2 separate regions of the Mus musculus genome follow, and region 2 is linked to region 1. A link is a loop called in an ENCODE intact Hi-C map of the cell type or tissue named here. Cell type or tissue: heart. All regions are shown on one strand. Each heading gives the region's core, and the rest is flanking DNA. Links, peaks and the distances in the headings are about the cores only.

Region 1 (10,073 bases), core at 1,618-6,617:
GCAGCGAGGAGCGAGGAGAGAAGAGCAGAAAGAGCTGCAGCGAGCTGCAGCCCAGGACCAAGTTAGAGGCTTCCTAGAGAAGGAGGCGGCCATCGTGAGCCGGCCCCTCAACCCCTTCATGCCCAAGGCTGCCACCTTGCCCAACACAGGTGACAAGAAATACCTGCCCTTGGTCGGGTCTTTAGGGGGTGGCTTCCTGAAGTGTGTACCCCAGCTTCTCCCTTCCACAGAGGGTGAACAGCCAGGGCCCAGTGTGGGTCCCGTAGGCAAGGACAAGGACAAAGCACTGCCCAGCTTCTGGATTCCCTCACTAACGCCCGAGGCAAAGGCCACCAAGCTGGAAAAGCCGGTGAGGGCCCAATGTCCAGGATTCCTGCTGCTGCAGTCCGTTCTCCCCGCCCCTCATGCCCCTTCCACCGCCCACATGGCGGACCCTCTCCCTCTCCCCTATTGACCCTGCCTCTACCTGTAGTCCCGCACGGTGACCTGCCCGATGTCCGGGAAGCCACTGCGCATGTCGGACCTGACGTCAGTGCGCTTCACGCAGCTGGACGACTCTGTGGACCGCGTGGGACTCATCACACGCAGTGAGCGCTACGTTTGCGCAGTGACCCGAGACAGTCTGAGCAATGCCACGCCGTGCGCAGTGCTGCGTCCCTCGTGAGTGCGGGGTGTGGGGAGAAGAGGCTCGAGGGTCCGAGATTCCACGGGGCTGACTTTTGGCACTGTCTTCCACTGTAGTGGGGCTGTGGTCACCCTGGAGTGTGTTGAGAAACTGATCCGGAAGGACATGGTGGACCCCGTGAATGGGGACACGCTGACAGAGCGCGACATCATCGTGCTGCAGCGGGTGAGTTGCCATTCGCTCACCGCAGCCCTCACCGCAGCCCGCACCCCATCCTAGCCTGCACTGCAAACTGTCCCCTGGTGTCATACCCACCTGTCTTCCACCCGGCCCCCTTTTGCCCACCCCTCACGTTTTTCCTCCCTATACACTGTTGGCTCTTCTATGGCACTGTTTTCTTTCTAATGCCCCATCCTCCTCCGCCCTTGGGCTCCTCCCCTTTGTCAAAGACACTCCCACTGTCCAGACTCTTCGATGTTCTGAATGCCCTCCATTTCCTGCCCTGGGACTTATTTCTCTGCCCCCCCCCCCCCCAACAGAACCCCCACTGCTGCTGGGAGCCCAGCCTGTGAGGCACCTCCAGCTTGTTCTTTTCTCTCCTCTCTAGGGCGGCACCGGCTTTGCGGGCTCCGGAGTGAAGCTACAGGCAGAAATGTCTCGGCCAGTGATGCAGGCCTGAGCCGTGGCCTAATAAACGTGGATGTGAACATCTGGATGCCTGGCGCCTCATTGTAGGCCCGGCGACAGAAGGAGTGGGCCTGCGGTGTGGGCCTGGGCTCCTGGGATTTACTCAGTCACTTAGGACCAGGCAGAAACCCCGGCGTGAACCTGTGGGTCTCCTCCAGCCTCAGGCAGGACTTGGAAGAGGGTGCCCTGAACAAGAAGTGCAAGTCTCGTGATAGCACTCCCAGGCCAGCTACCTCCCGAGACCCCTAGACATGGACCTGCCCCCACCAAGTGCCCCTCCCCCAGCGATCCCTACAGACCCATTACACACTGCACACTGCTTCACATGCACGTACCCTCCTCCTCTTCTTTCCCTGAACACCTGAGAATATCTCTCAAGAGCCAACTTCCCTTCCCCAGCCCCCTTAAACTTGCTCAAAGAGACGCAGACCACCCTCATCCCTGCCTCCAAGTAAAAATAGCTTTCTTTTCTCTTTGTACTGGCAAATGCACACACTAAGCAAGTGTTGAGTTCCTTAATGTATATCTAAGGGAGGGGTTTGTGCACATGAGTCCAATGCCTGCATAGGCCGTACTAACCTGTCAGACCCCTGGCTCTGGGGTCAGGCAGCCTTGAGTAGCCTAGTCTAGATGCTGGGGGCCAGGCTTGGGTCCTCTGCCAAGAGCAGCAAGCACTCTAAACCACTGAGCCATCTTCACCCCGTGTTTCCATCCCATCACAGAAGAGAACTGCTGCAAAATTGAGGCTACTTTGTGCTGTATAAGACTGCCTCAGAATAAGAGAAACAATTATATACATTTGAGTCCTTAAATCTGGCCAAATTCTTTGTTGTTTTATTTTTCGAGACAGGGTTTCTCTGTGTAGCCCTGGCTGTCCTGGAACTCACTTTGTAGACCAGGCTGGCCTCGAACTCAGAAATCCACCTGACTCTGCTGGGATTAAAGGCGTGCGCTACCACGCCCGGCTGTTGGGCAAATTCTTGATGGAAAAAACCAAAACACTGGCCATGCAGTGATGAGAAGATGTGTTCAATGTGTGGCAACTTGTGTATTTATAATTTTACATCCTGTAAGTCTGTTGCTAATATTTAAACAAAACGTATATTCCAGGCATAGTGGTGTGCGCCTGTAACACTGACCCCCTGCTTTCACTGCCCTTGTCGCACATTACCGGAGTGTGTGGGGGCACCTGGGTCTTTCCTGTGTGCGTAGTTTGCTGCTTTGTGTATAATTTTGATAAGATACTGTCAAGGACACAACCTTTCAAAGATTTGGAAGGGCCTCTTGGCCAGTAAATCAGATGTCCACCTGCGGCCACTAGAGGGCAGAACGTCACTGCCGATGAGAGGCTTAGAATTTAAACAGGCTGGGGCTGAGAGTCCACAGACTGGAAGGTGTGAGTTCAGATCCCTGTAATGCTAGCATCAGAGACGAGGGTCCCTGGGGTTTGCTGATGATCCACACCATCCCATTCCAGGTTCAGTGAGAGACCTCCTCTCCCTACGTAATGTAAGCAGTGGGTGAAGACACCCAGCTCTGGCCTGTGGGTGTCACACACAGGGACACACCAAATACAGATGTTACCCAAGTACGTAAAGTAACCAGAAAGAAGAAAACATCAGAAAATTTGGAGACCCAACATTTAGAAAATGCCAAGTTGCTTTTAAATGGTGTGTGCTTTTAGCCCAGGACAGGGTCAAGCCATGACTACCAAATGCCAGTGCAGAGCCCAGCCAGGGCTGGCGGTACACACCTGCCATCCACCAGCAGATGAGGAAGGGAGAGGGATGACAGGAGTTCCGAGAAGAAAGCTAGGGAGGTACCCCAACTATATTGATTAAAGTCCAGCTGAACCCAGTTGAATTATATTTGCTGTTTAGGGGTTCAATCCAAGGAACTCAGCAAGGAGTGGGGTGTGGTGGCGCACGCCTTTAATCCCAGCACTCAGGAGGCAGAGGCAGGCAGGTTTCTAAGTTCGAGGCCATCCTGGTCTATAGAGTGAGTTCAGGGCAGCCAGGGCTACATAGAGAAACCCTGTCTCAAAACAAAACAAAACAAAACAAAACAAAACAAAAAAACAATTTTCTCCTGAAGAATAAAACAGACTCAGGTTCGACTACTGTCAGCCTGAGAGGGAGTGTGGCTCAGTGGGACATGCCTGGGATGCCACAGTAAGAAACTGGAGTGTTGTTAGAGGGTAGAGCTCAGAGCCTGGGTCCTAACTCTGGTAACCCTGACCCAATGCTTTAAGACCCATTACTTGGTTTGCTAACTTTTAAAGTTGACAAGAATAAAACTCCTAAATCCTTAAAATCCACATGGTGGGAAGAAAACACCATCACAACACATCGTCTGACCCGCACACACACAAAAAAAATTCAATAAAAATAAACAAGATGCGGGGTGTGGTGGTGCACGCCTTTAATCCCAGCACTCACGAGGCAGAGGCAGATGGATTTCTGAGTTCGAGGCCAGCCTGGTCTACAGGAATATACAGAGAAACCCTGTCTCAAAAAAAACCCCAAACAAACAAACAAGATAAACTGCCTTGAGATACTGAACCCCCCAGGGAAGCATCACGCAAGCCCCTGTAAGAGCCAGTGATTTCCCAGCCGGTAGTCCCAGAACTCGCCAGCAGAGGGCACGCGCGCCATTCCATGCCTTGGTAAGTAATTGTGTCTGCTCCGGAATACACAGACTGGGCTAAATTGGATGACATTTCCACCGGCACTTGGGGACTTTGAAGTCTCTTCTTCTGAGCTGTATGTCAAAGCCCTTGCGATGTCACCACTTTTTCTGAAGATGAGCACTGTAGATGTTATGCAGTCTGGAATGTTTAGGAAGGCACTGGCCTGGCATGGACCTCATTAAAAAATTCTGGGGTAGCCGGGCGTGGTTGGTTACGCCTTTAATCCCAGCACTTGGGAGACAGAGGCAGGGGATTTCTGAGTTCGAGGCCAGCCTGGTCTTCAGAGTGAGTTCCAGGACAGCCAGGGCTACACAGAGAAACCCTGTCTAGAAAAAACAAAACAAAACAAAAAAATTCTGGGGTTCCAACTGGGCATGGTGGTGCACACCTTTAATCTCAGCACTCAAGAGTCAGGAGAAGATTGATGTCTGAGTTCGAGGCCAGCCTGATGTACAAAATGACTTCCACGTTAGCCAAGGCTGCACAGACCGGTCTCAAAAAAAAAAAAAAAACAACAAAAAAAAAAGTTCTGTGTCCAATCTTCCAGGCAATCAGGCTTACTAGTAAACACCTTTACCCATGTGCTGGGTCGTCTGGGAAGAAAGAACCTTTTATTATTTGTTTATTTAGGAAGAGTCTTTTATTTGCTTGTTCGTTTATTATATACATTGGTTGTGTTGTCTGAGTGTGTGTGTGTGTGTGTGTCTGTGTGATCCCCTGGAAATAAAGTTGCATAGACCGTTATGAGCTGCTGTCTGGGTGCAGAGCCTTTGGAAGAACAGCTAATGCCCTTAACCCCTGAGCCATCTCTCCAGCCCCAGGAAGGAAGAATCCTTTTTTTAGATTTGTTTATCACGTATACAATGTTCTGCCTGCATGCATGCCTGCATCCCAGAAGAGGGCATCAGATCCCATTACAGATGGTTGTGAGCCACCATGTGTTGCTGGGAACTCAGGACCTCTAGAAGAGCAGTCGGTGCTTTTAACTGCTGAGCCATCTCTCCAGCCCCAGGCAGAAAGATTTTAGTTGAGAAAAGGCCTCCATAACGTTGGCATGTAGACAAGTCTGTGGAGTTTTTCCTGAATGATGATTGGTGTAGGAAGGGTCAGCCCATTATGGGCGGGGCCACCCTGACCAGGTTCTTCTGGGTGCTGTAAGAAAGCAGGCTGAGCAAGGCCTGGGGCACAAGCCAGTCAGCCAGTATCCTCCAAGGCTTCTGCATCAGCTCCCGCCCCAACTTCCCGGAATGATGAGCAGTGGTCTGAAATAAGCCTTTTTTTCCTCAGGTTCCTTTTTCTCACAGTGTTTAATCCCCAGGACACTTGCTGAGCTATGCAGCCAGCACCCACACCCCACTGCTTATTTTATTTGTGTGAGTGTGTAAACGAGTGCCCTGAGAGGCCAGAAAATTCATGAGATTGCTCTGGGATGGAGTCCCAGGCACACGTGAACTGCCTGGCATGGGTGCTGGGGTCCCAACACTAGGATCCATCTGCAGGACACACACACACATACACACGCATGCACATGCATACACATGCATGCACACACATGCACATACACTTTTCTTTCTTTCTCTCTTTTTTTATGACTTTTTCTTTTTCTTTTTTTTTTTTAGATTTATTTATTATATGTAAGTACACTGTAGCTGTCTTCAGACACACCAGAAGAGGGCGTCAGGTCTTGTTAGGATGGTTGTGAGCCACCATGTGGTTGCTGGGGTTTGAACTCAGGACCTTTGGAAGAGCAGTCAGTGCTCTTAACCGCTAAGCTTGCTCTCTCTCTCTCTCTCTCCCTTCCAATTCCTTTCTTTTTTTCTTTTATTTTTTTTCCCGAGACAGGGTTTTCTCTGTGCAGTCCTGGCTGTCCTGGAACTCACTCTGTAGACCAGGCTGGCCTTGAACTCAGAAATCTGCCTGCCTCTGCCTCCTAAATGCTGGGATTAAAGGCGTGCACAACCGCTGCCCGGTTGATTGTTTTTCATGACACAGTTTCTCTGTGTGACAGTCCTGGCTATCCTAGAACTGGCTTTGTAGACTAGGCTGGCCTCAAATTCAGAGATCTGTCTGTCTCTGTCTCCCAAATGTTAGGACTAAAAGTGTGTGCCATCGCCTGGCTTTTTTATTTTTTTGCACCCCTTCCGCTTTTAAATTAAAATATAATTACATTTTATTTCCCCCCTTTTCCCTCCAACCTTTTTTTTTAAACAAACAAACAAAACCAAACAGGCCAGACATGAACACCCGGACGTCCTCCTGCGCTAGACTCTGCCCTCGCGTTGCTGTATTACGGGTGTATATCACTCTCCGTGTGGCTCAATGCAGCTGACACAGAGGCGCTTTCCCTCCTCATTCCTGGCTATTCCATTTTCAGAACCCTCACCGCGGGGTGTTTCACTGAGAGCTGTGGTTGTTTCTCCAGCTGTGGTTTTGTGCTTCCCCACCCTGGAGCACTTAGGGGCGGGCTGCATTTCCTGCCTGGCTTTCCTGCGGCCCCCAGGCTGCTGGCTTTATTCTCGGCCTCTGGGAACGCCCTCAAACGTCCACTAACACCCATCTCGCATGCCCAGATGCCCGAGAGCAGTGCTCCTCAACCTTTAACACAGTTCCTCTTGTTTTGACGGATCTCCACCAACCATAAAATCATTTTTGTTGCTATTGCCTAACGGTGATTTTGCTGTTATGAATCGTAATGTATGTGACCCTGTGGAGGGGACATCACCGCTGGACTACGCCCTCTTGAGGCCCTCCGCACTCAGCGCCAGCATGCTCCTCCATCTCCTCACAGTATCCTTCCCCCCACCCACAGATAGACAGACAGACAGACAGACAGAGCAGGGGACCCCAGCAACAGCTTTTATTGCTCCTAGGCAGGACAGGTTAGCTTGTGCTGTTGACATTCAGAGTTCAAATTGCGGTTAGGTCAGGATGTGGCCCCGCGTCAGTGCTGGGATGCTATCAGTGGGTGTCACTTATCTTTGAGTGCCTGAGTATCCTGGGCAGGTTGGGGGGTCCCAGGGTTGGTGACAGGGGTCTCAGGGAGAGAAGGTGACTGAGGGCCCAAGAACCAGGAACACCAGAGCTGAGTCTGTGTCCTGGGGGCGGGGCTGGCTGCAGTGGCCCCGCGGTTGTCCCCCATGTGGTCATGTGGTCGGAAGTCTGAGAGACATGGGGATCAGAGCTCATCATGGTGCCTTGTCAGGTCCTCACCGTAGTTGGTGGCCTGGCTGCCCACAAACATGTTCCAGTTGCTCAAGATCTCAGCTTTGCTCAGCCGGCCATCCTGTGGGCAGAGTGGTCAGCAGGAGGCAGGGCCCACGGGGGACATCCCCACCAGGCTGTCCCTAGGGCCCCTCCTCTGCCTGGCTTCTCTCCTCTAGGCCTCGGCCCCCATCTGTTTCTCCGGATCTGTCTCTAGGTCTCTTTCCGTTTCTCTCTCTGTTTCCGGACCCACCTGCGTGCAGGCAGTAGTAGCCCAGGCTCACCTTGTCCGTGTCGCTCTCATGCAGCAGGTGGTTGGCCTCCACCAGGGGCTGGTCCTGGGATGGAGGCAGCACCCAGTAACCGACTTCACTGCCATCCAGTCGCCCGTCCTTGTTCAGATCCCGGAACTCTCGGAACTGCTGCCGCTCTGTCTGCACCCAGGCAGGTTCCTCCTCCCCAGGCTCCTCGGAGTACAGGTCCGCTGAAGGGGATGTGGGGGTGGGGGAGATGAGGGCTAGGGCAGGCCCGGGAGCCTGGGAGACCTTAGTCCTGCATCCCAAAAGCCATCCTCGCGGTACCCACACGCCTCCCTCCGCACTCTTCCCTCTCCATCCCATCTGCACACACACACCCACACACGGGCCACCAGACCCCTTGGTCATTCATCCTACATCTGTCAAATTTGTTTCAGGGATAAAACATGTTATTTAAAAAGACTTAGAGGAGCCGGGCTTGGTGGCTCACACCTATAATCCCAGCACTTGGGAGGCAGAGGCAGGTGGATTTCTGAATTCGAGGCCAGCCTGGTCTACAGAGTGAGTTCCAGGACAGCCAGGACTACACAGAGAAACACTGTCTCGGAAAAAAACAAAAACAAGCAAACAAACAAAAGATTTAGAAAGAAAACCCGGGGGAAAAATAAGGCACTCATTTCTTATAAATCCTTGCATATTGGTTGCATGGAATACTTCATATATAAACCTTTCAAACTCAAAAAATCCCATGAGTCGGGGCTAAAGACGTAGCGAGGTTGGTGGAGTCCCTGTTTAAAACAAAGCCCCGGGTTCTGTCCCAGCACTGTCTAAGCAGGGCAAGGCTGCAGTGCCATGGACCCAGCTCTGTGGAGGTGGAAGTATGGGGATCAGGAATTGAAGGTGTCCTTCACTTCATAGCAAGTTCAAGGCCAGCCTGAGTTACTGAAGACTTAGCTCAAAAAAAAATTTTTTTTTAAGCCAGCAAAATCATATTTTATCCTCATTAGCACCTCCCTGAGTCAAACAGCCCGAGGCCTAGCACAGGGCTGGCTGGCCAGGCGGAAACACTTCAAATGGCCCTAAACAGGTCAACTGGAGAGAGACACTGTTATGGAAACAAGACAAATCTTGAGTCTGGTTCAACCAGCAAAGCCCCTGAGCTATTGTGAGCCCCAGGCTATCCCCAAAGGGTCCTCTCTCTCTGGTGCTTTCTGCAGTAAGTTCCTAATGGATGCTCCCTGGGCTCGGCATGCAGTAGATTCTGCACACAGTGGGGCTTTATCCATGCAGCTTGAAGGGTGAGGACCTCTGCTCTCCTTGGTGCCAGGAGATGGCAGGCCTCAGGTGGGAACAGGCTTTGCTCACCGATATACTCTTCCACCTGCACGTAGCCATCTTTGTTCTTGTCAAGGTCCTCCAGGGTCTCCTGGGGAGAGGCATTGGAGTGAAGGGTCAGTGTACCTACAGCTGAGCACTGCCCACGGGGAGGAGAGGCGGGGCCTTGGGATGTTACTGGGATGGGATGTACTTGTGTCCAGTGGAAGGCAGCCAGGAACCCCCATGTCCAATCCTGCCCAGCTTTGTCTGGTTTTATGAGATAGGCTCTCACTGTGTAGTCCTGGTGGGAATATAACTCAAGGCTGGCTTTGAACTCACAGACCTGCCTGCTCCCGAGTGCTGGGATTAAAGGCATCTGCCACCACTGCCAGGCTCATGGATGATGTATTTTTATGTATATGGATATTTTGCTTGCATGCTGTGTACCACATGCATGCAGTCCCTCCAAGGCAAATAAGGCCGTCAGACCCTGCAGAACTGGAGTTATTCTGGGGCTGAGAAGAGAACCCCAACTTTTGCCAGAACAGCAAGTGCTCTTAAGCCATCTCTCTGGCACATGGACCATTTTTTGGCACATACACCAACACGGCTACTCTTCATGCTATCTGTCCTAATTTAAAAAAAATGGTTTCTGGGGCTGGAGAGATGGCTCAGTGGTTAAGAGCACCAACTGCACTTCCGAAGGTCCTGAGTTCAAATCCCAGCAACCACATGGTGGCTCACAACCATCTGTAATGAGATCTGATGCCCTCTTCTGTTGCATCTGAAGACAGCTACAATGTACTTAGATATAATAATAAATAAGTCTTTTTAAAAAATGGTTTCTGCCTGGGCAGTGGTGGTGCACACCTTTAGTTCCAGTGCTAGCAAGATCAGCAAACTCTGTGAGTTCAAGGTCTGCCCGATCTACAAAGTGACTTCCAGGACAGCCAGGGCTACACAGAGAAACCCTGCCTCAGAAACCCAGATAGATGGATAGATAGATAGATAGATAGATAGATAGATAGATAGACAGACAGACAAACAGACAGACTCCACTTCCTCAAGTTCAAGAGCTCAATGCTCATCACGATTAGCAGTGGACCCCAAGAGACAAAGCAAACATACAAGATCCCTGTAGCTACCACATAGGCATGAAGACCTGAATTGCATTACTCAACACCTGCATAAGATGGGCTAGTGGGACACACTTATAATCCCAGAGCCGGGGAGGCAGAGACAGGAGGATGCCTTGGGAGAGCTGGTCAGCCAGGCTAATCTGACCAGCAAGCCCCAC
Region 2 (10,073 bases), core at 2,294-7,293, 57 kb after region 1:
CATACACACCACTCCCCTGAATCCCCGCCCCTCCTGTGAGAGACAATAAGACAGCTCCCCAAATCCTGGACTGACCCCCAAGCCTGGCTGTTCCAGGCTCCAGTATAAGTGGAAGACTCACCGAGATAAGACCCTGGCTGAGTCAACGATGCACAAGGCTCGCATCCTAGGGATGGGAGGGGAGGGGCACCTGAGGCCCCCACAAGGTCAGCCACCTGCCCCCCTCATCCCTCGCCACCCACTCCATCCAGCCGCCCTGGACTCTAGGCTCTAGGCTCACCCCAGGGTGGAGCTCCCCCCTCCTTCTTGCCCTTTGCCAGCGAAGGCCCCAGGCGGCTGCCAGCAGCACCAGTGTGAGAGGCAGCAGCAGCAGCAGCAGGAGCAACAGCTGCCTGGGCCGAGGCTCTGGGAGCTCCGTGGCTTCTAGGGCTATGGGACTCCTTGGGGGCAGCAGGGTGGAGGAGTCTGGGGAGAGAGAAGAAGCAGGTAACTGAGGGGGCTCATCAGCGCAAACGTGGAACGTCCTGGAGAATACGGGTGATGGGTGGTTCATGAGGAGCCTATTAACAACAAAACCTAGACCTGGGGGCATAAGGTAGGCCTGGCAGACCACGCCTTTAACAATTCAACACTCAGGAAGCAGAGGCAGACAGAGCTCTGTGAATTTGAGGCTAGCCTGGTCTACATAGTAAGTTGTAGGACTGACAGGAATGTATCAAGAAACACTGAAAAATAAACCAACACTGGGGATAAAAAGTGTGAGCATGGCTGGGCATCCTGGTCTACACCTTCAACCCCAGAAGTCAGGAGCAGAAGCTGAGGGATCTCAGCCTGGTCAGCATAGCAAGCTACAGGCAGCCAGGACTATAGAGACAGACTGTCTCAAAAGAACACCGTCAAAACAGAGGGGAGGGGAAAAAAGAGAAAACAGTGAGCATGGCTATTGGTATTGTTACCCAGAAACCATGCTCACTCCGTGTACGTTCCCTGTACACAGGACTGCCCTAGATAAACATACTGGAAATTCTGTCTCCTTCTCAAAGATAGGTGACCTGGGGCCATAAAAAGGAATGGCCTGTCCTTTCCTGGGCATCTATAGCAATTAGAAGGTTGCTAAACAGGAAGAAACATTTTCTTCAGAAGTTTAGCCGTGGGTAAAGTGCCCTCTTACAGGCTACCTGCCTAACTGGCTTTAAAAAAAAAAATATATATATATATATACATATATATATATATACATATATATATGTATATGTATATATATGTGCATATATATACATATATATATGAAGGAAAGAAAGGAGAGGGACCATTGGAGAGAGAAAGGGGATCAGTGAGATAGGACGCACAGGAGAAAGTCATGGTGTGATGGAAATGCAGACATGGATGACATGAGACGTTGCTATACATAATATATGATGACAAAAACATGAAAAAAAGGAAAGGAAAGGAAGCCAGATGTTCTGGCTTCATACCTGTAATCCCAGCACTCAGGACACTGAGGCAGGAGGATTGCTTTGAGTTCAGGGTCAGCCTAGCCTGCATAATGAGACCCTATCTCAAAAGAAAAGAAAAAGGGTTGAAGTGGTGGCTCAGCAGGTAAGAACCCTGGGTGCTCTTGCATTGGACCTGGGTCCCAGCACCCACGTGGTGGTTCACACGGAGCAGAGACTCCAGTTTCAGGGGATCTGGTGCCCTCTTCTGGCCTCTGCAGGCACCAGACACACATTCAGTGCACTTACAGGCATGTAGGTAAAACACTCACACATAAAGATACATCTTTAAAAAAGAAGAAAGAAAAGAGAGAAAATAAGGGAGAAAGAACATGTGTGAAGTGCCAACTAGTGGGAGCAGAAGCCCTGGACACACAGTTAGCAAGGCTGTGGCTGTGAGCCTGGTGGCACCATGGTGCTGGGCTCTGGGGCCACCGTTACCCGGCTGGCACTGCACCTCCAGGCACCGAGAGAAATTCTGGCAGGCCTTCCCGATACAGGGCTTCAGAGCAAGCAGCTGTGTGCAGGTGTCCTTCAGGAGGTGGGAGATGTTGGTCTGGACGAATCGCAGACATTCTGGTAGGGGCTGGGAGAAGGGAGGGAGGGACAGATCATCACCATGTCACACCAGGGGCTCCACCAACCCAGGGCCCTGACCTGCAGAGGTCACAGAGCCTAGGGGCCCAGGCCTCAAAGACTCCAGGGTTCTCCAGTTGTTAGGAAAGAGAACACCTTAGGAACAACCTTCTTCAGCTATTAAGGCACAGACCCAGTAACAGATCCCCAGGTGACCTCGGGGCTTGGAGGTTCCAGCCCTACCTCCGTGGTATGCTGTGGGAAAATGAACTCCCCCTAAAAGACCCGGCTGGCAGAGCTGTTTTTCAAGGCCTGGGGAGGGACTTGGCTCTCTTCATTTGAGTTCTAGTGCTAACCTGGAAGGTACATGAGGTGACAAAATGTATCTCGGTGTTGACGTCCTCCAGAAGCGTTTGCATCTTAGACCCTGCCACAGTCTTCAGTTGCTCTATCCAGCGCTGGGCTAGGAAGAGGCTCCACAAGGCCTTGCAGTGCTTCTCCTGCAGACCAAGAACCCAGGCCAGAGCTCAGAGAGTAGGGGCGGGGCTAGATGACTGACATGGGTTAGGCCGGGCCAGAAGGCAGAAGGAAGGAGAGCGGGTCAGGATGGCTTAGTGATGGGGCTAGGTGTCAGCGGAGAATGGGCGTGACCAGATGCTAAAATTAGTGGGCGGGGCCAGGAGACCGAAAGAGGTGGGGCCAGAAAGGGTAGGAAGGGTGGGCCTGTCACTTGTGAGATGGAGGTGGGTATGGATCAAATGCCTGAGATGAGACCCGGCCAGACACCAAGGGAGAAAAGTGGTGGGGCTTCAAGTCTGAAGACCACGCCCTCTCCACGGAGGGGCGGGGCCAGATGCCTGAGAGGGAGTGACCTACTAAACCCAAGCGAGAAAGGAACATAGAGGCCAGTCTTGACAGCTTGGTGGGAGAATGAGCTAGGATGCCTTGATCTGGGGCTAGGATGGGGTGGGTGTGGGTGGAAAGAAGGTCTAGATTTTCAGGTCTGAGGGTGCAGGAGGTAGCCCACTAGTCTTGTCCCTGACTGGTGGCACATCTTGAGTCTGGTTCCCACCTCCATCCCAGGGCCCTCCCGACTGTGACTCACGTCCTGAAGATTGACGGCCACAGTGACTGGGTAATCTTTAAGCAGGTGGTCAGTCTATGGGAGAAAACAAGGTGAGGCCTGATTGAAAGCAAGAGCAAATTATAGAGTCGGAGAAGTTGACCCTGAGACAAGGGGACAAGGACAGAAAAGAGGCAGGACTCACATAAAGAAGAAGAGAACGAGAGAGAGAGAGAGAGAGAGAGAGAGAGAGAGAAGAGACACCAAGACAGTAGCAAAGAGACTCACAGAGCAGCAGAGGTCTACAGAGAGAGGCATCCAGAGAGAGGGACAGAGAGAGGGACAGAGAGGAACATGTGCTCAGAGTGAAGGCCAGAAGTCCTAGAGAGAAACAGTGACAGAGACTCAGAGAACAGGGACTCAGAAAGAGAGACTGAGACAGAGAAAGATAGTAAGAGACCCAGAGAAGGGGGCAGGGGGCGGAGATCCAAAGAGAGAGGGACAGAGACCTCACAGAGATAAAGACATGTTGTGAGACAGAGATGCGGAGATAAGGACCCAGCACAGTATGGGAACTGGCTCACCAACTCTCTAAACTTCACTTTGAAGTTGGAGGAGATGGGACTGTGGCTGAAGTAACAGTCAGGTGTCCCCCGCAGGCAAGGACTCAGCAGCAGCAACAGCAGCAACAGGGAGGACTACAGGGAGGTGGTGTCAGCAACTGACTTCCATGCAGGGGCTCCCTGGATCCTGCTTCCCTCATTAACTGGGTGTCATCTTCCCTGTCTCTGCCTGTCCTGCACCTTGGCTCCTGTGACAAACCTGTGGCCATCCTCTTTTTTTTCTTCCAATCCTGTTCTGTGTCTGTCTCCTCATGCCTCCATCCCCTGCCCATTTCCCTTCTCCGCCCGGCTCCATCACCCCTCAGGTATACGCACATTTGGGCTCCAGGCTGGCGCCAGCACTGTCATCTCTGCCGGGGACCCCTCATGCCTGTGACAGGTTCTTGGAAGTGACAGGAGGGCAGGTCTCGGGCTCATACCCTGCAGCCCCTTCCCCACCCACCCCTGTACCCCGCCGCCCCGCCCTGCCGCCCTTGATGTGGGTGCGTTTCCGCCTCCTGCTCCCCCAGGCTTCCTGCACGAGCCTCAGTGACTGTGAAAAGTCATCTCCTCTTCTAAGAACCCCGACCGACGTCCCCAGAATCCTCCCCAGGTCTCGCACCCTGCTCCCTCTGCCCGGGAGTGGGGACCTTGGGACCGCCCCTCGGGGACTTGGAAAGCCATTCACCCCACGCACCAGGCTTGCCCCAGCTGGGTGTGGAAAGCCAAAGCTGGATGACAGCCAAAGACCGAAAGTGAAAGGAAGCTTTGGGGTAGACAGTGCCAGGGGTGAGTTCGAGCCCGGGCGGGACACGCCACCTAGTGGTAACAAGTGGCGCGGCCGCAGACCTCAGCTTGGGCCCTGAAAGGATAGCGAAGGGATGCGACAAGGCTTTCCAGCTTCGAAGTGTATGTAGAATCCGAACAGTGTCAGTCACTTCAGCTGCCATTAAATAGACTTTGCCTCCACCATAAGGAATGTCATAGTGGCTTCCTTTCTGATTTCCCTACTTCCTAGCCATCATCTGCTTCCTGGGGCACAGAACTTGTGAACCTCCAGCCTCTAGGTTCCTGATTCATTTGGGATAAAAGTCCAGCCTTCTTAGCAAGGACTGGTAATACAGACCTGTCACTCCAGTTTCCAAGGAGCCCGAGGCAGGAGGAATGAGGGTTGGAGGCTGGCCTTGTTTCAAGACTGGCCTGAGCAATTTACTAAGACCCTGTCTCAAAAACTACAAAGATGGCTGGGCGTGGTGGCGCACACCTTTAATCCCAGCACCCGGGAGGCAGAGGCAGGCAGATTTCTGAGTTCAAGGCCAGCCTGGTCTACAGACTGGTTCCAGGACAGTCAGGGCTATACAGAGAAACTGTCTATAAATAAATAAATAAATACATACATACATACGTACATAAATACATAAATAAATACTACAAAGACGGGCAGGTGCACAGCTCAGTTGGAGAGCAGCTGCCTAGAATCCACCAGAGAGTCAGTGGCAGAGAACTAGCAAGCTTGAGGTCCCCGACTCAATCGATGGTGCCGCCCACCTCACCCCTCCACATAGAGCTGCAGTGTTTGACTCTGTGCTCTCCTAACCCCTCCCTGCTAACCTCATGCTATCAGTGTTCCTTCCCAACACTAGCCATGCGCGTGCGTCTCAGGTGGGCATTCTCTTGGCCAGGGGCCTTTGCACTAGCTGTTTCCAATCATGGAATACCTTCCCTCCAGATCCTTGTGTTGTCCCCATCTTGCCCAAGCCCTTGCTTAAACACATAGGCAGAGGCCTCATGACACCCTTCCCCAAGAAGCTCCCCTCGCAGCACCAGACTCACCCTGCTTTGCCCTTATCACCATTTAACACACGATGTGGTTTCCTTATCTTCCCCATTGTCTTCTATTCTTCCGTGGCTGTTTCCACCCTGCAAAGCCCTTGCACCCAGAACTATGACTCGCCTAAGCAGCAGCTACACAAGAGTCCGACCTCTTCCCATCTCATTGCTGTGGTGTAGCACAGGATGTGTCTGGGCTTTGGTTTTGGTTCCTAGGAGATAAATCCTTGGGATTTTCCAAGTATGGGGAGTGCCTTTGTTTATCGGGGCTGGCACCTGGACTCCACCTGAGTCCACACAGAGGCAATTCAGAAAGGACCTGGTTGTGCTTGAAAGACCAAGAATGAAGAGTATGGTGCATTGGAGGCAGGTGGACCAGGAGTTCAAGGTTAGCCTTGGCTACATATAAGACCCTGTGTCATATAACAGGCAAGATGTGGTGATGAAACCTTTACTCCCAATACTTAGAAGAGGCAGCTGGATCTTCTCTGAGTCGCGGGTGGATTGCTTGTTCTTGGATTTAGGGTCAACTTAGATAATGTATGGAGATCCCATCTCAAGATCCTGGGGCTGCAAATACCCCCGTGCTTGGCTAGCATGTGTGAAACCCTGGATCGCATCTCCAGGCAGACCAGACTAGGTGGAGCACACCTGTAATCCAGGCAGGATCATCCTTCATTACGAGACTGAAGCCAGTCTGGATCACATCACACTTTGTCTTCCAAAACAGTCAATCCTCAGCCCATCTATGCTCCTCTGGGCTCTGCACCCCCACTGCTGCTGCAGAGTGTGGGGGTGCACAGGCCATGGTTAGTTCATTGAGCTGCTTTTTATAGCACTTCAGGGAATCTGTCACATCCCAGTCTGCAGGTTTCATGCGAGTGCTGGCTTTGTCACTATGAGAACTAGCCCTTTGTCCTCTTTAAGCTGAAGGTTTTTCTGCCCTAAACTGGGAGATGAGTCAGTAAAAGGACAAAAAGAAGGTATCTTCTTTTTGTGCAGTTCTGGGGATTGAACCTAGCACGTCCCACATGCTAGGCAGACACTCTGCTGTTGAGCCATGACCCAGACTCTGTGGCAATCTAAGCAGGACTCTACTGCCTGTGTAGTTCTGTTTCTTCCATGGTCCACCTAAGTCTTTTCTGCAGAGCCCTATGTCTGCTGGAAACTCTGGCAAGTTTGTTTGCTTTGGCCAATGACTTCACTTACTGTGGGGTGAAGCCCAGTGGCTTGGGATGAATGTGAGGGAAGTGGGCCTGGGCTAGGCTGACTGTATCCTAACTTTTTCACATGTGTTCTTTCACACTGCTGGTATCTCCAGATGACGCTTTAATGGAGTCATACATGGGACCTGGTATCTCAGCACTTGAAGGCTGGGGCGGGAGAATCACAGTATGTTCTGGAACACCTTGGGAAGGTAAGTTCCAATTCAGTCAGGCTTAGTCAGACTCTCTCTCTTTTTGAGAGTCTTACTAAGTACAGTATGTAGCCCTGGCCTGGAGCAAGATATATGAACAAGGCTGCTCTCAACTTCAAAGAGGCTCACCTGCCCTGCCTCTGGAATGAAAGGTGTGTGCTACCACACCAGATTCTGTCTCAAAAACTTGAAAATGTGGGGCTGGAAAGATGACTGAGATTGAAAGGATGTGCTATTGCACAGGACCCGCTTCAGTTTCTAGCACCCACAGCGGTGCAGTGCCATGGCATCCAGTACTCTCTTCTGACCTCATGTGTCCATACCCACATAAAGCATTAAAATAAAAACATGGAACTAGAGAGATAGCTCAAGGTTAAAAGCACTGGCTATTCTTCCAAAGGACCCTGGTTCAATTCCCAGCACTCACAAGGCAGGTCACAACTGTTTCTAACTCTAGGGAATCTCACACCCTCATACATAAATTAAAAATAGATCGCTAAAAGAAAGGAGGAGGAGGAGGAAGAGGAGGAAGAAGAGGAGGAGGAGGAGGAGAAGAAGAAGAAGAGGAAGAAGAAGAAGAAGAAGAAGAAGAAGAAGAAGAAGAAGAAGAAGAAGAAGAAGAAGAAGAAGAAGAAGAAGAAGAAGAAGAAGGAGGAGAAGAAGAAGAAGAAGAAAACATACTGCTACTATTCTGGCTAGTCTCCCCACCCCCACCCCGTTTCCTCGATACAGGGTTTCTGTGTAACCTTGGCTATCCTGTAACTTGATCTGTAGACCAGGCTGGCCTTAACTCAGAGATTCTGCCACCATGGTGAATTGTGTTACCCCTGGGCTGGGGGTCATGGGTGCTGTAAGAAAGCAGGCTGAGCAAGCCACAGGAAGCAAGCCAGCAAGCAGCACTGCTCCATGGTCCCTGCTTCCGGGTTTCTGCCAGGTTTGAGTTCCTACCATGGCTTTCCTAGTGGACTGTGATTTGGAATGTGTAAGCTAAATAAACCCTCCCCTCCCCCAGCTGCTTGCCATGACGATTGTCATCACAGCAGCAGCAACCCTCACACACAACAGCACACCATCAGGGTCACTGGGAGGAGGCTTTGTTGTCTCTAAAAAGCTCTCATGCCATTGCCATGCCAAGAAGGCCTCACAAGTGCCAACCAGATGGGGCCCCTCCCAGCTTCAACAGCCATGTGATGGAACCTTTATTCTTGGCAAGTGACAAAGTGACAGTCTGTGATAATCAGTTACAGCTCAGAAGATGGAGTAAGAATAAGTTGAGCCTGATGGCTCAAGCTGTCATCCCAGTGGCAGATCGGGAATGCAAGGTCATCTCTGGTGCCACAGTCCAACCAGGAACACACACACACACACACACACACACACACACACACACACACACACACGTTCTTGAAACCAAACCAAGCAAATAGAACACCAAACCAAAACATACGAGAAAAGAAAATGGACTAAGACAGCCTCTGTTAGCCCAGTTCACTGGGCAACATTAGTGAGCAGACCGGGGAGAGAGAGGGAAAGAGAGAGAGAGAGAGGGAAGGAGGGAGGCCTTGACAATGTGCAGTGAGTCAACCAGTACAGATCAGGGTTACTGCTAAAGTCTAGGCCATTCTGACGGCTCTTCTCGACTTCTCTTGCCTGGGGCCTTCATGCTCAGCCTGGGTGAACAGACACTCTGGCTTGTTTTATGACCTCACATGGTAAACAGGATTTGGCAGAGACTAAGGAAGAGCACAGGGTGGACGTGTCCATACATATATAATCCCAGGTGGATCACAAGAATTCCAGATCAGGGGTGAGATGGCTGAGCTAATAAAATAGGTTATGACTACCAAGCATAAACATCTGAGTTGATCCCATGAACTGACATGGTGAAGGAGAAAACTGATCCCAGAAGTCGTTTTCTGACTTTTGTGCATGCCACATACATACACACCAAAAACCCCAAAACAAAAACCAAAACTCCCGTGAAACTTATTATTATTTTTTTTTTTTTAGACAGGGTTTCTCTGTGTACCTGGCTGTCCTGGAACTTGCTCTATAGACCAGGCTGGCCTCAAACTCAGACATCCACCTGCCTCTGCCTCCTGAATGCTGGGATTAAAGGAATGGCTTAAAACATCACTGCCTGGCTTAAAGCAAACAAGTCCTACAAGAGTACACAGTGAGATCCTGCTTTAAAAACCAAAAACGAGGGGCACTGACTGCTCTTCCAGAGGTCCTGAGTTCAATTCCCAGAAACTACATGGTGGCTCACAACCATCTACAATAGGATCTGATGCCCTCTTCTGGTGTGTCTAAAGACATTGGGCTCACAATTGTAAAATAAATAAATAAATAAATCTAAAAAACAAAACAACCTCCCCCCCATGCTTCTATTGTCAAGCCAGCAGTGCGTCAGGCCTGGAGGTTCATGGGTGAGACATGAGGAGTGGATGTGCGATTAGCTGTGCCCTAAGACCTTGCTGAAAAAGACCAAAGAAGGGGGAAAAAAGCAAAACCACAAACCTAAAACCAAACTAAAAGCTAAACCCATGGAGATCTTCTGTGATGGCAAGCACCTGGTGAGTTTCAGCTCCAGGAAGCCAGGCTTGCCTCGAAGCTGTGCCCTCAGCACCTGGCAGCAGTGGTGGCCCCTGGCTTGGGGCTGGCACACTAGGGCTGTGCTAGGATACTGACCTTCTTGTTCAGAAAGGGGACTTACAGGAAGGCATCAGTGCTGGAATCAATTACAAAGGGGACAGAGCCTTCCAGGGACTTCCCTCTTCTGCCTCCTGACTCAAGAGTGCTGGATGGGGCTGAGTTCCCTTTATGCATCCCATAAACACAGTATTCTCCCAGGGTTGCCTACTGGGCCACACATGAAGAAGCCACTGTTCCCACATCCTCAAATGCACAGTTAAAGTCACTCAGTTTATTAGAAGCCATGGGAAATCTGAGAGAAACGTTCCAAGCACTTGGTGCTCCTGAGCATCAAAGATGGAGTGGGTGGCTTCGGCATCAGTCCCCCATTGGCAGCCACAGGGCCTTTGTTCGTGCTGCGTGAAGACTCAGCTCCTGTCCTGCCCCCTGGACCTCCA

What was found. Hi-C counts contacts between places; a loop is a spot of excess contacts. Peaks named below come from ENCODE experiments on the same cell type or tissue, not always from the same donor. Only the 100,000 strongest peaks of a DNase experiment are listed, where the experiment ranks them.
Region 2: a loop joins it to region 1, with 6 times the contacts of the local background. A loop is called at or near these places in 24 of 42 quality-filtered maps.

What each region holds. Positions count from the first base shown.
Region 1 is chr7:45,076,080-45,086,152 of GRCm38, forward strand. It overlaps Nosip (nitric oxide synthase interacting protein), which reads left to right. Exons shown (of 9, transcript NM_025533.3): 5 at 1-149; 6 at 231-349; 7 at 473-660; 8 at 742-850; 9 at 1,233-2,424. The coding sequence ends at 1,304. It overlaps Rcn3 (reticulocalbin 3, EF-hand calcium binding domain), which reads right to left. Exons shown (of 7, transcript NM_026555.2): 5 at 8,825-8,885; 6 at 7,487-7,686; 7 at 6,835-7,284. The coding sequence ends at 7,177. Among named protein-coding and RNA genes, the nearest start is that of Rcn3, 11 kb to the right of the region's middle. In heart, for the core only: CTCF peaks have their summits at 2,628 (motif pointing right), 3,942 (motif pointing right) and 4,898 (motif pointing right); DNase peaks (open chromatin) are centred at 2,662, 3,942, 5,192, 6,482 and 1 weaker place; H3K27ac peaks cover 136 bases.
Region 2 is chr7:45,131,948-45,142,020 of GRCm38, forward strand. Flt3l (FMS-like tyrosine kinase 3 ligand) reads right to left here and starts at 4,485. Exons shown (of 9, transcript NM_013520.3): 1 at 4,432-4,485; 2 at 4,071-4,137; 3 at 3,717-3,830; 4 at 3,175-3,228; 5 at 2,426-2,569; 6 at 1,935-2,079; 7 at 281-465; 8 at 122-190. The coding sequence starts at 4,103. The coding sequence ends at 167. Aldh16a1 (aldehyde dehydrogenase 16 family, member A1) reads right to left here. Exons shown (of 17, transcript NM_145954.2): 17 at 9,886-10,073. The coding sequence ends at 9,994. In heart, for the core only: no CTCF peak of the experiment used is centred there; DNase peaks (open chromatin) are centred at 2,804, 4,474, 5,274, 5,444 and 1 weaker place; H3K4me3 peaks cover 2,757 bases; H3K27ac peaks cover 3,035 bases; H3K27me3 peaks cover 375 bases.